Linked DNA regions of Homo sapiens: region 2 is linked to region 1. A link is an interaction called in ENCODE POLR2A ChIA-PET data of the cell type or tissue named here. Cell type or tissue: HepG2. All regions are shown on one strand.

Region 1 (2,500 bases):
CTTTAGCCTGGGAGTTCGAGGCTGCAGTGAACCGTGATTGCGCCACTGCCCTCCAGCCTGGGCGACAGAGCGAGACCTTGTCTCAAAAAAAAAAAAAAAGAAGAAGAAGAAGCCACTAAGCTAAGAGGTAGGTACTAAGTTGAAGGGGAGACAGAATGGAGATAAGGATTTGGGTTTTTTAGGTGGTAGTGACACAAGGATGTTCATAAGCTGAAGAAGAAAAGACCAACAAACAGACTAAACATTTGAGAATGAGACAGAGGAAAAAGCATACGGAGCAAAGCACAGAGGTCACAGGGTGTGTGGCCAGCAGTGGTGGGGACGCTGCTAGCTTTCTCTGAAGTGGGAGAAAAGGAGTGTTCCTTTCCCTGCACTTTCTCAACCACACTGACTGAGGAAGGACAGAGGGGGCCCAGAGAGCAGTGGGGGTGTCCAATCACTGTTCTTGGGCCTGGAAACTGTTGGGGCTGTGGACCCCAGAGTACTGAAGGACTGCTGGACGGAGCGTATGGCTCCATCTGAGCCTGTAAATCATAAATCTACCTGGTCAAAGAGTAAAGGCCTCAAAGGTTCTGAGTTAATTGGTCTGGTTTTTGACCTGAGCATCAGAAATTTTTTAAGCTCCCTGAGTGAGTCTAACATGCAGCCATGGTTGAGAACCACTGGGGTTAAGAAGTGAATTGAGACGTATGGAGACTTAAATCTCCAACCCTGGGTGGGAGGACAAGGAGAGGCTCTGCCGCCCTGGCTGGAATAGTGGGGCCCTGTTTGGGTTGTGGACGTCCCTTCAGTCACAGGAGGATGAATTCCTGCCTTGTTCCTTTGGTCGGATCTGAATTCTTCCCCAACCTCCCGCCCTAACTGATAGCATACAGGGCTTCCCAGACAGAGACCATCAGCCCCTAGGGTGGCAGAGAAAGGCCAGGTTCAGGAATGTGACATTAATTATGACAAACAATATGTTCTCCCACTTAAGAACTAAGCCTGGTTGGCTGCGCATGTGCGCGCGCGTGCTTGTGTGTGGGTGTGTGGTGGGGTATGTGTGTGTCCGGGGCTGCCGATTCAACTGAAAAACAAAAGCGGCTCTGAGTCTGAAGCTAAGGTTTAACAAGTGACCAAGATGACTCATGCTGCTTGGCTGCAAAGGCCACAGGGCTGCCACCCCCAGCGGGGCGGGGCCTGGGTGGGAAGAGTCACAGGTACAGAGGCTCCTGTGACATTCACACTCTGCCCCTGCATCGGCTGCCTTTGGGGCCAAATACTTTTGTGAAAATTAAGACAGAAGGCCGGGTGCGGTGGTTCACGCGTGTAATCCCAGCACTTTTGGAGGCCGAGGCAGGCGGATCACGAGGTCAAGAGATGGAGACCATCCTGGCCCACATGGTGAAACCCTGTTTCTACTAAAAATACAAAAATAGGCAGGGCGTGGTGGCTCACGCTTGTAATCCCAGCACTTTGGGAGGCTGAGGCGGGCAGATCACGAGCTCAGGAGATCGAAATCATCCTGGCTAATACGGTGAAACCCCGTCTCTACTAAAAATACAAAAAATTAGCCGGGTGTGGTGGCACGTGCCTGTAGTCTCAGCTACTCAGGAGGCTGAGGCAGGAGAATTGCTTGAACCCAGGAGGTGGAGGTTGCAGTGAGCCAAGACTGCGCCACCTCACTCCAGCCTGGCAACAGAGTGAGACTCCATCTCAAAAAAAAAACAAAAACAAAAACAAAAAGTAACTGGGTGTGGTGGCCCGCACCTATAGTCCCAGCTACTCGGGAGGCTGAGGCAGGAGAATCACTTGAACCCAGGAGGCGGAGGTTGCAGTGAGCCGAGATCGTGCCACTGTACTCCAGACTGGCGACAGAGCCAGACTCCCTCTCAAAAAAAACAAAAAACAAAAAAGAACCAGAAAATGTAACTTTCTTCCTATGGTCATAAATCTGGTGTAAGCAGGCAAGTCAAAGCGATGTTGAAGCCAATGGATCTTGCAAAGGCATGGCAATGTTTGCACAAGGATGGGATATAGTAAGTTAAAATACATTGGCTTTTTCCAAACGGGCTCAAACTGGAAGAGAAGGTCTAAGCAGAGCATGTGCTGCTGTCAGGAGGGTTCCTCAGCAGGAGACAGGGCACCCCAGGGGTGCATATTTAATAAAAACTTACAATATGCAGGTTTTGGGACATGAAGGAAACATTTAACCTGTCCTGTCCAACACGGCAGCCACTTGTCACATGCGGCAGTTGAATACTTGGAATATGGCTAGTCTGAATAAAGATGTAAAACATACGCCGGATTTTAGACTTAGTACAGGGGTGGGAAAGAGTTTAAAATAGCTCAGTATAGGCCGGGCACAGTGGTTCACACCTGTAATCCCAGCACTTTGGGAGGCCAAGGTGGGCAGATCACCTGCAGTCAGGAGTTTGAGACCAGCCTGGCCAACATGGCAAAACCCTGTCTCTAATAAAATTACAAAAATTAGCTGGGAATGGTTGCGGGCGCCTGTACT
Region 2 (2,500 bases), 180 kb before region 1:
GAAAAATATCTAAATATAATTTTAATTTTTGAACTTTTTCTTCTAATTGGAAAATTAGCTCATACCTGTAATCCCAGCACTTTGGGAGGCTGAGGCAGGCAGATTGCTTGAGGTCAGGAGTTCGAGACCAGCCTGGCCAACATGGTGAAACCCCATCTCTGCTAAAAATACAAAAATTAGCCGGACGTGGTGGCGGGCGCCTGTAATCCCAGATACTCAGGAGGCTGAAGAAGGAGAATCTGTTGAGCCTGGGAGGCAGAGGTTGCCATGAGCTGAGATCACGGCACTGTACTCCAGCCTGGGCGACAAGAGCAAGAACTCTGTCTCAAAAAAAAAAAAAAAAAAAAAAAACAAAAAAAGAAAATTAGTCTATAAGTTTTATGGCAAGAAATAGACAAATTTATAAATGTATAAATTATACTTTCTCATAGTGTTTCTAATAACATGATCTATTTTCATGGCTCTTTTTGAAGAATATTATCCAAGATGAACAAGTATATTTTACATACAAGTTTTCTTCCCTTCCCTGGTCCCCACCACATGCAGTAGTGGGAGGAGCACACCTGTAACATGAGTCTTTGCTCTGACTCTGCCACATGGACAGGTTTTTCAGAAGAAGTGAAAGACTTACAAAATAGTAAAGCCCTTGTGCTATTACCTCTTCCTAGCTCAGAAATGAATGCTGTACTCCCCAAGCTTGCCAAGCCTTAGAGCACCCTTGGAGAGTTTAGGACAACTTCCTCATGACCTAGAAGAGGCAGGAGGCTCAGAAGGAAGGAAGTCTAATGCCTTGCTTACTAGCCCTGCCTTAGGGGAACATCCTGAAGTCTCCCTGGAGAGTGTGAATTGACTTCTTACATTAATATCATGCATATTCACCTGTCCTATAGCTTTCTGAAGCCATTTCCTTTCTTTGGTCTATATTTTCAACTTTTGCTATTACAGTACAATTCTTAAGAGGAAAAAGGGCAAACCTATAAGGCATTGCATTGTTTCCCAATTCAGCTGGAGGGGAGCCTCCTAGACCCCAGGGAACTCTGCTCCAAGTAGGTTGTGTGTGGGCAATGAATGTTATCTAAAACCTGAAGACTCTGAGCACTGCTGAAGGTGCAAAGATGCAGTAGAGATGGACTCTGTCCTCTAGAAGCTTAAAGTCTAGTTGAATAGATGACATAATCCATTCAGCAAACACTTATTAAGCATGTGTGTGTTTGAGGCACGGTGACAGCACAGCAATGATTAAGCTGCAATCCTGACTTTCTAAGGAGACTGCAATGAATGGTTAAGTAAGAAATATGAAACAAGTCAGGCAGTACAGTGAACTTCCCAGTGAATAATATAAACAGTTAAGTGGTGCTTAGAAAATAGAGGAATCACTGTGAGCTAGGATGGCTTGGGAAGGCTTTAAGGAGGTGGTAAGCTTAAGCAAAACCCCCAAATCTCAGCTGCTTCTTACATTCATAGAATTTTCCAGGTTCTAGAATAAAGCACAAACCATTTCAAGGAAATGTAAATTTCTCAGTTGGAGCAACTCTCGTGCTCTCTCTTCAGTCAGTTGCCGTGGCTGCTGCTTCATCCAGCCCTTCTCCCTCTCCCACTCCGTGCCATTGCATCAGTCTGACATACTCCAAGAACAAAAAGTATAAAAAATGACTCAGTAAAAACCCCCATCACTTCCTTCCTTATCTCTGTCTGACTGTTCCTTGCCTTCTCCCTGCCCAGCCAGTTTCTTATGTGTCATTCCAGAGTTTGTCTACATACAAGAAAACATGAATATAGATTCTTGTTTTCCTCCATCTTTAAGATAGCATGGTATACTCACAGTTTGGAATCTTGCTTTTCTCCACTTAACAATATATCTGGAAAATCTTTCCTAATAGGACATAAAGCACATTCTCATTCTTTTTGATAGCTACATAGTACTACACGGTGTGGATGTAGCATAATTTATTTAACCAGTTCCCTCCTGGGTGGTCATTTGGGTTGTTTCAATCTTTGCTATTACAAATAAAGCTTCAACAAATAACTCCACAGATATATATGCTCCTTGACTTATGATGGGGTTATGTCTCAAGAAGCCCATCATAAATAAAAAACATCCCAAGTCTAATATGCATTTAATACTTCAATAAACTCATTATAAATTTAAAAAATTGTAAGTTGAACCATCATGAGTCAGGGACCATTACTGTATATAGTATTTACACATGTGAATGACTATATAATAGCAGATATTATTCCCTACCCCAGCACTTGTATTATCAATAGACTTAGCTTCGAAAACCTTGGATTTTGCTTCTCATTGGTTTTCACCAGAGTTGTCTGGTTCAAAATATGTTTATTCAGCAAAAGGTCATTGGTAGCATTTGCCATCGCAAGGCCTGGGCAACTTCACACTCTTTGAGAACTCATTCTGCCTGGGGTGCTTCTGGCCCACTGTGAAACTCTCAAATGCTACTGTGGTCTTGTTTTCATAGACGGGCTCATCTTCGCTTGTGCC

Evidence for each region. ChIA-PET counts read pairs that join two places held together with the same protein. Peaks named below come from ENCODE experiments on the same cell type or tissue, not always from the same donor. Only the 100,000 strongest peaks of a DNase experiment are listed, where the experiment ranks them.
Region 2: POLR2A ChIA-PET joins it to region 1 with 6 read pairs; 4 of 35 experiments call an interaction of 5 or more read pairs at or near these places.

What each region holds. Positions count from the first base shown.
Region 1 is chr2:70,107,906-70,110,405 of GRCh38, forward strand. No RefSeq gene overlaps it. Among named protein-coding and RNA genes, the nearest start is that of LINC01816, 16 kb to the right of the region's middle. In HepG2, no CTCF peak of the experiment used is centred here; DNase peaks (open chromatin) are centred at 586 and 1,096; H3K4me3 peaks cover 1,081 bases.
Region 2 is chr2:69,932,874-69,935,373 of GRCh38, forward strand. MXD1 (MAX dimerization protein 1) reads left to right here. Exons shown (of 6, transcript NM_002357.4): 4 at 2,478-2,500. It also overlaps a transcript of ASPRV1 not described here. Among named protein-coding and RNA genes, the nearest start is that of MXD1, 19 kb to the left of the region's middle. In HepG2, no CTCF peak of the experiment used is centred here; DNase peaks (open chromatin) are centred at 578 and 1,178.